Linked DNA regions of Homo sapiens: region 2 is linked to region 1. Evidence: chromatin contacts called from ENCODE Hi-C or POLR2A ChIA-PET data. All regions are on one chromosome and are shown on one strand. The core of a region is the stretch at or near the end of the contact, and the rest is flanking DNA. Distances in the headings are between cores, read along the strand shown.

Region 1 (4,566 bases), core at 997-3,496:
CAACAACAAAAATCTTGACCACAATAACAATTTCTGAGATACTTGTGAAATAAAATTTGAGTGTTAAGTAAAGTGTATGAAGTTCTTGATTTTGCTAAAATTTTTCAAGGGACAATAGATTAAAAAAATTAAAAATGAATAAAATGTTTTAATCTTTGATAGGTGAAGAAATGGGGGCATTTCTATTATGACCTCAAAACTAAGAAAGTCATTGGTTACACTGGTGCATAAAATTACAGATGAAGTCAGTGCTGATTTTTTTTTTTATATTATGCACACTATTCCTGTTGATTTCTTCCCACAATGCATAATCAGGCCTATTATTTTGAAATAGACTTTGGAAACATTTTTGAAGCTCTGTGTCCTGTAAAAGGAGTGAAGTGTTGCCTCTGAAATATCCCTTAAAAATTACAGTTCTTTGAATAATAATGAGAAGTCTGTGATACAGTTTTGACCAAAATTAGCATTACCCAGACTGATTAGCAATTATAGTCATCAGCTGTGATGACAAATGACCACTGTCTGTTAAAAAGGAAAATCAAACATCCCCAAATTAGAAATCTATGCTGTCATTGGGGATATTCAGAAAAATGCAATCCTGACTTAGTTGGCAGTTCTTAAAGGGGTACATGAAAACTATTTTTAAAATTATTATTGGAATTAAGGTAATTTCTAGCCAGTTTTTATTTTCATGAGCACAACATTAATTTACTTAAATTGCCAGTTCTGATATGTTTGTTAAAGTCAGGTTTTCTTTTTATAGTCATTTTTTCTATTCATTGTTTTTAAAATGATCACTGAGAAATTAATCTATACAGACATATAAATACATGGTTTGTGAAAATTCACACTGTATATGTGTGCTTGTGTAAATGTATTGATAGATCTATAGATATAAGCAGAGAGAAATGTTATTTATATGTCTAATGTAGTTTTAATGTAAGTGATCATGTTATATTGTTCTGCAACTTGATTTTCTACTTATTATTTTAGCATCAATACATTTGCATGTTTTTATATCTCATTTTTTTTTTTTGAGATGGAGTCTTGCTCTGTCGCCCAGGCTGGAGTGCAGTGCCGCGATCTCGGCTCACTGCAAGCTCTCCCTCCTGGGTTCACGCCATTCTCCTGCCTCAGCCTCCCGAGTAGCTAGGACTACAGGCACCTGCCACCACACCCGGCTAATTTTTTTGTATTTTTAGTAGAGACAGGGTTTCACCGTGTTAGTCAGGATGGTCTCAGTCTCCTGACCTCATGATCCACCCGCCTCGGCCTCCCAAAGTGCTGGGATTACAGGTGTGAGCCACCGTGCCTGGCCCACATCTCATTCTTTTTAATGGCCACTTAGTATTCTGTGGTATGGTTATGCTAAAAATTATTTAATCATTCTTCTACATTATTGAAATATTCGTATACATACATACTCTTAAGAGAGTGCCTGGCACAGAGTAAGCTCTCTATGTGCTAGATCTTATGACTATTGCTATATTTTATTGTGATTATTATTAATACATTGCAGATGAGAAAACTGAGTATCAGAAAGATTGGGTGACTTTAACAAGATTGCATGGGTAGTAGAAAAGACAGAATTGGAACCCAGGACTTTTAAATTTTATAAGAGGCAATGACAATACCTGTGTCAGGTTAAAGAAAAAAAAAGGAAAGAAAGAAAAAGAGGTCTAAAGCATACTCTGGGAGAATGGAGAGAAAAACAACTGTGTGATGGAGTCAGGAAAGGACTTCGTTTGAGCTGATCACTATTCCCCTCAGACTAAAACAAAGTGTTTGTCCATCTGAAAGTGCTGATCTACAGTTTTGAGACAGAGGGCAGTGGATGGACAGTGGATGGGTCGGGTTTTGGCAATGAGAGGGAGCTGATTTGAATTAGAGGAAGTAAAAAAGTATGGGAGAGTTCTGTGGGGAATCATTAGGACTCCTTAGGAGATAACAGACGATTCCAAGCAGCAGATGAGGTGAAGTCGAACTCCACTGGACCTGTGGTGGGTGTGGCCAGCGTCATCCATCCAGAGTGAACCCCAACAGGAGCCACTCCGGGGCTGGGGCAGGCGGATGATCTGCAGACAAGGCTTTTAATGGGCTATGTTTGGGAAAAATATATTTTATATATAATAGATTATATTTGTAAAGACTTGTAGTTTCAGGATTTCATACAAATTAGCTTTCCAGTATTGAGCCACTGCAGTTAGGGCCCGGTCTCTGTCCAGCAGGCTGGGTGCCAAGTTCAGTGTCACAGCGTTCAGCAGGTGAGACACTCTTAATAGGCAGACACGGTGCCTCTGAACGCACAACGTGCAGTAAAGGAAATGCAGGCAATCCCTGTAAGGAGGAAGTGGTTAAGGGATCGAAAGCAGCTTGAGACTTGTGCAATGCAGTCATTGTCACCGAAAACTCCAAATGCGTTTTCATTTTCAAATGCTGAATTACACACAGGATTGCACAAGGAAAGTCTCAGAAGACTTCCAACCAGAGAGCCTTGATTCCAACTGGCTTTGCTTCCAAGAGCACATTCGGGACATTTTGAAAACCTGCCCCCAAAGACAAAGAGGAAGTATTTTGTTGTGGAAATCTGGTGGGTGTTTTTTGTGTGTGAATGGATGAGGAAAACTGCACGCTCGTTTAATTCAATAAGTTAATATCATCTGGCAAAAGCATCTCTCATACAGGAGGGATTGAGGGTTTTTAACAAAACATTTTCCCTATGGACCTAATTAATGATTCACTCATTTAGTGTTAATGCACTTACTCATCCTTTAATTTATTACTCAGATATGTTGGCCCCTCACATCCCATTTATCTGTTAGAAACAGTCAAGCTTGCCCAAATATGAATAAAGCTGTTCACTATTTGAGACTTGTATTGATTTTAATTATTTTTATCATAAAAATTATGCATGCAAATATAAATGGGGACTAAATTTCTTACACTTCCTTATAGTTTTTATACAACATAAAATAAAAATAAGTCTATAAAATAGAAATCCAAGCAAAATTTGAATCATTAACTTAATCAGATGAGCAATATTTTACTGCCCACAATAGGCTAGGTGCTGACAGCTATGGCCCAGGTCTTTTTATTTTTATTTTTAATATATAAATTGCATTGTGTATATTTAAGGTATTTAACAAGATGTTATGGGATACATATAGATAGTAAAAAGATTACTAGAGTGAAGCAAATTAGCATATACATTATCTTAATTACCTTTTTTAAAAATTTATTTTAATCCCAGCACTTTGGGAGGCCGAGGCGGGTGGATCACGAGGTCAGGAGATCAAGACCATCCTGGCAAACAGGGTGAAACCCCGTCTCTACTAAAAAATACAAAAAGTTAGCCGGGCGTGGTGGTGGGCACCTATAGTCTCAGCTACTTGGGAGGCTGAGGCAGGAGAATGGTGTTAATCTGGGAGGCTGAGCTTGCAGTGAGCAGAGGTCACGCCACCGCACTCCATCCTGGGTGACAGAGTGAGACTCCATCTCAAAAAAAAAACCCACAAACAAACAAACAAAAAATTATTTTGAGGGCAAGAGATCTACTCATTTAGCATGAATTCCAAATACAATGTTATTACCTACAGTCCTCATGTCATATATTAGATCTCTAGACTTGGTCATCCTACATATCTTGTACTTTGTGTCCTCTGACCTGTATCTCCTTATTTCACACCACTCCACCCCCACTAAACCACTGTTCATGCTTTACTTCTGTATATTTGAAAATTTTTTTAGATTCCTCATATAAATGAAATCATACAATATTTTTTCTTTCTGTGTCTGGCTTATTTCACATAGAATAATGTCTTCTAGGCTTATCCATTTGTAGTAAGGTCAAGGTCTCATTCTTTTTCAGGGCTGAATAATATTCCATTGTTTTGTATGTACCACACACAGTTTCTTTATCCATTTGTCCATTTACAGACACCTAGATTGTTTCCATATCTTGGCTATTGTGAATAATGCTGCAATGAACACAGGAAAATACAAAAATTAGCTGAGTGTTGTGGCAGGTGCCTGTAATCCCAGATACTCAGAGGCTGAGTCAGGAGAATTGCTTGAACCCAGGAGGCAAAGGTTGCAATGAGCTGAGATAGAACCACTGCCCTCCAGTCTAGGCAACAAAACAAGACTCTATCTTAAAATAAATAAATAAAATAAAATGAACACAGGAGTGCAGGTATCTTTACAAGGTGGTGATTAAATTTGGGGGGTATATGCAAAGATGAGGGATCACGGGGTGATGTGATAGTTCTATATTTAATTTTTTGAGAAGCCTCCATCTTGTTTTCCGTAATGGCTATACCAGTCTACATTCCCAGTGACAACTCACAAGGATTTTTCTCCACATGCCTAGGTTCCTTTGCAGTTGGCCAACATCAGCTGCAATGTGGCATTTATTGACTCCATTTGGCTACAGCTTTTCTCACATTGTCACACAGGGTGCTGGCAGAGTCTAGTGGGTAAGGGCAGAGGCTCTACAGCAAGATCGCCTAGTGGTGTGAATCCTGCTTCTGTTATTAATTACTGACTCTGTGACTTTAGGCAAGTTAC
Region 2 (4,633 bases), core at 1,967-4,466, 140 kb after region 1:
TTCTAGAATCACTCAGTTTTTCAACACTCTGAGATCCCATATAATGGTACTCTATTCCTCTTAATATCTGCTTGCTAAGTAGCTACTTCTTGCCTGAGCTTATTTTTTTGCATAACATGCTGCACATGGCCATTAATGACCAGCACACTTTCTATACTCTATTATACAATCTCTATTACAGCTACAAGTCTGCCTCAGACCTTATCACCAGGCAATGGCTTTACTAGTGTTTAGATGCCTAACCTCTAACTCATGCCACTGAGGTGGGGTTTTTGTGTGACAGCACCTGTACCTAACACCAATTTCCATATTATTTAAGAATGCTAGAGGCTGTGAAAGATAAATCCTGAAATCTCACAGACTTAACAAGTGGTTTGTTTCTTAGTCATGTAGAGGCCAATGTGTGACAGAGGTAGGGGTCCTGCTCCACGGAATCATGTCAATCACAAGCCTGTTACTTTCTGCTTTCTTCAGTGTGTGGCATCTGAAGTCTTCCTGGGCATTGACATCCTGCTGGTTAATGGAGATAAGAATGGCACATGAAATTTCTGGCCCACATTTAACAACCAGAAACTGAATTATGTGACCACATTTAACTGAAAAGTTGTTTTAAAAAATGAGTCTAGCTGGAGAAAAAAAAGTTTAGTTAGTCTCTGTCAAATAGTTTAATGGTCTGGTAATAAATTAGATACGTGTTTAATGATATTCCTCCTAAAATGAAGTTCATTAAATGAAATTGTGTTGGACCATGCAAAAGCTAAAGCAAAATCAGAAAAACAAAATGGCATCTTCTGATATTAAAATCAGTGAGAGTAAAAATACAAATGAAAGAGCTTGGCCTCCTGCAGGGATGATTTGCAAATGTGTTGGGCACAAATTTTCTAAATTTACTCAAGGTGAAAAAGAATATCAGCCCGAAGATATGAATGTAATATAGATCATGCAATAGAAAATGTAGCCTTAATTGTTTTGTAATACATCCTATAGTTTGATGACTGCTTCAAAAGGGAAATTAAAGAGTAAAAATGTGTTAGTGTTTTGTATAGCACTAAAAAAAAAGCAGTAAGAGGCCAGCTATATCTGGTGGTTATAAATGTTCAAATCACTTAGAAGAATGTGTTTTCTGTAGTTAAAATGGGATAATTCTCTGCATTTACCATAATCTGTAAATACAGACACTTATCAACATTCTTCAGGTCCATTTTGCTGTATCTTTATTCTCATTATAATTCTGATTATTAATTTTAATAGATATTTAGGCCATGCCATTGAATATTTGTCACAAGTCACTCATTATTTTATGCTCTTTGAATGAGTTAATTTAGTTTTCTAGCAACTCTCAGTTTTCTGTTTCACTGACAAAGAAACTCAGAATCACACTGAGGAAGTGACTTTGAAAATGGGGCTACTAGAAACCCAGCTGATGAGTTGCAGGGTTGAATTTCAGATAGATTTATCTGATGCTGAATGCCTTGATCTTAGCTAATGCAGTATCCTGCCTCTCATAGGAAATAGAGGCTGGTATTGGAAAGGGGATAGTGAAAAGTTATATCTTCAATTAAAACAAATGGATTTACCTTCTTTTTTATATCTTGTGTGAGTTTTGTTGATTTTTGTGGTGTACCCTCTGTCTTTCAGGTGGAAAAAAAGTAAAGAAGATCAAAAGCCCAGTATTATGCATTCATTGTTGGTATGACTTATATTGTTGTTAAAAGATACTCCATCTCCTGTCTACTAAATATCAGACATTACTCATTTTTGCTTAAGAAACATTTCCCAGATGGTCTCAATTTTATTTTGTGTGCTTCCTAGATCTGACTGTATGTCCAAAGTCACCTGTTTCAAGAGTACATTGTGTATCTCTCTCCATTAGGAATAAATCACTGATCTCATCTTCAGTATTTTAAAGTAAAAAGATTAATTCTCTTTGGATCATAAAATACTAGGACCAATTTAAATGAAACATGTGACATTTGCATAAATTTGTTCTTGCTTTGGTTTTGGTCTTCTCATTTTATTCAAACACAAAAATTCTTGTAACACTAATAATAAACTCTACTCTATCCTCACGCTGTCTTGCGGCTGCAGCTACTGGACCAAGATAGCTCTGGACTATCAATGCTGGTACTAGATACTTCTATATAAATTTTTATTATAACTCCAACATCTGAAATGTAATGGAGATTATAGTTCATTAATGTTACTATTCTCTTTAAATATGGCGCCTGTTTATTTCTACCTGTTTTTACAGAACACTCATAAGACCCTATTCTGTTTGCACCTGACAATTTAATCTGTGTGTTGTCTCCCTCTGGCTGTGAGATTAATATATTTTGACCATTCTATGAATTGCTTGAAAATAGACCTTATACACTAGTATTTGAAAGTTTGTCTTGTAATACCTTGCAAAACTTCATACACTTTTTGTTATCATACTAACCAAAAAAATATACGTGGAAGGGTAAAGATCGATAAATCAATTGGCTAAGTAAGTGATTGAGATTTCTGCTTCCTTTTATTTCTTCCCTGTTATAGATTCAAATTTAGAATTTCTATAGTTATATATGGAAATAAGGCCTATTCATTCAACAGTCATTTATCAGTAGTCACTGAATTTCCTGCCCTGGGAATCACAGTCTAGCAGCATAAGCAGAAAGGTTGACAAAGTAAACAACTAGAGTGGAAAGTCTAATCAGACAACTTTGCTAAGGTGACCACTTTTAACTCTCTACCATTTTTAATTCATTCTTGTCTCTGAAGGGTGCTTGTGCAGTCACAACTATGTATTCTTTTGTAAAACAGCTTACAGGGGAAAAAATTGCTGATAGTGTTGTTCATTTACATTTAATCATATTTAAAACCAATTTAGACTAGCTTGGATATTAAGGAAATTCACTGATTTATATTATTCCATAGCAACCTGACGTTAAAGAAAATATTAAACCAAGAAGCTTGTGTGCACAAATAGACTTGCCTTTGCATTGGGGAGTCCTAGAGAATTCCAGAAACATGAGCTGATCTTTTAGTAACCATAACAATGTTATCAAACACAAACATACAAGGCATTCTTTTCCAAAGTTGATCTGGAAACATTGGGATTTCCTACCTAAGGCTGTTTTCATTGGAGAGGGGTTTAGTAGGGTGAAAAGTTTACACAGTAAGAAGTAATGGAGAATGGGAGATAGAAGTCTCAATATCATATCCTCTGTTTTTCTTTTCTTGCTGTGATTGACTCATCTCATGACTACAGTGACTTATTTGACCTGTCTATGCCACAGTTTACTAACCAAACTGTGACACGACACTGCTGAGAGTTTGATTTACCATCTCTTTGTGTATTGTTGACATTCACCACTGGAGGATAAGTACTAAAAAACTATATTAGACAGGATTTTTGCAGGGGTCTAATTTCATTAATAAGAAATGTTTGGAAAAGGCAAAACTATAGAGATAGAAAGCACCTCAATACTTGTCTGGGGTTGATGGTTAAACTGGAAAGTGACTGCAAAGGGGAAGAGGGAATGTTCTGAGGGGATAGGAGTGTCCTTAGAGGAAACCGTGGTGATGGTTGTACTGCAGAACTGCGTACATGCACTAAAAGCCATTGAACTCTATATTAACATCGGGTAGATGTCAAGGTATCTAAATTATACCTCAATAAACAGGTAACTTTCCTGTTGCTCCCACTTCAGTGAGAGAAAAGGCAGAGTCCTTACCATGACCCCAAGGATTGGCATGATCTGGCCCCTTTCCTGCTTCTTTGTTCTCAGCCTTCTCCCCTCACTCACCCACTCAGCCACCTCCTGCCTCTGGGCCTTTGCACTGGCTGTCCCTTTATCTTAAACAATCATCTCTGTATCTGTGTGAGTCCCTTCCTTTCCCCCTTCAAGTCTTTGTCCAAATGTCACCTCCTGAGAGAAGGCTTTCCAGACAACTCTACTAAATTGCAACCTTCCCACCTATCTTCTTCCCCAGCTTTGTTTCTCTTCGTGGCACTTATCACCATGTGTGGATTTTTACATGCATACTGTACATTTTTCTTATTTGTCTGGTATACTGTTTGTCCCTGTCCATCTTCCACCTCCCTATCCTACCTTCAACTAGAAACCTGGGCTCCAAGAAAGCAGGGTCTTCTTTGTCCATAGCCGTGTCCCCAGCATTAGCACAGAGCCTAGCGTGTAGCAGTAGCTCAAAACACCTTAGTTAAAGGAATGAATGGCAGAGCGGTGGGCTCTGTGTCTGAACCTCTGGATAAAGCAGGAGCAGATGGTCTAGGGCGTGAGTCTGGGCCCAGGGACTGCCATATCTGTGCTAGTTTTCATGGAGGTAGAGGGGACGATGGTGGTAGCTGTGGACAGTGATGGCTAAGACACTTTCTGATCTTGGACCTGCATATCTCATCTCACAATTTCCAGGGACATCCCCTAAGGGCCCCAGGAGGTAGCCAAAACCATAACGGATGTACAGGGGCCACAGGAATCCAGGCTTTCTAGCACATCCTCACTGGTCATCTGAATATACCAAGAGTATCAGATAATCCCACCTCATCCCAAGATGTTTCACGATGCATTCATTACCCACCTGAAGAACACCTGCTCTGTGCCTGCCCCTGAGCCTGACAGTGCTGAAGACA

The links. A loop is a pair of places that touch in the nucleus more often than their neighbours do. ChIA-PET counts read pairs that join two places held with the same protein, here RNA polymerase II (POLR2A). Pooled maps may share reads with other maps.
Region 2: a loop to region 1 is called in a map with no recorded cell type, with 3 times the contacts of the local background. The contact joins two enhancer-like sites. A Hi-C loop is called at or near these places in 2 of 168 maps with a recorded cell type or tissue (heart left ventricle and mammary epithelial cell), 5 of 37 single-sample maps with no recorded cell type and 7 of 50 pooled maps. POLR2A ChIA-PET finds 5 or more read pairs at or near these places in 1 of 52 experiments (OCI-LY7).

Annotation. Positions count from the first base shown.
Region 1 is chr1:186,616,250-186,620,815 of GRCh38, forward strand. No RefSeq gene overlaps it. Among named protein-coding and RNA genes, the nearest start is that of PTGS2, 62 kb to the right of the region's middle. Within about 2 kb of position 2,247, at least 10 of the 41 ENCODE cell types and tissues checked have a DNase peak (open chromatin) inside an H3K27ac peak, as active enhancers do.
Region 2 is chr1:186,760,160-186,764,792 of GRCh38, forward strand. No RefSeq gene overlaps it. Among named protein-coding and RNA genes, the nearest start is that of PLA2G4A, 66 kb to the right of the region's middle. Within about 2 kb of position 3,217, at least 2 of the 41 ENCODE cell types and tissues checked have a DNase peak (open chromatin) inside an H3K27ac peak, as active enhancers do.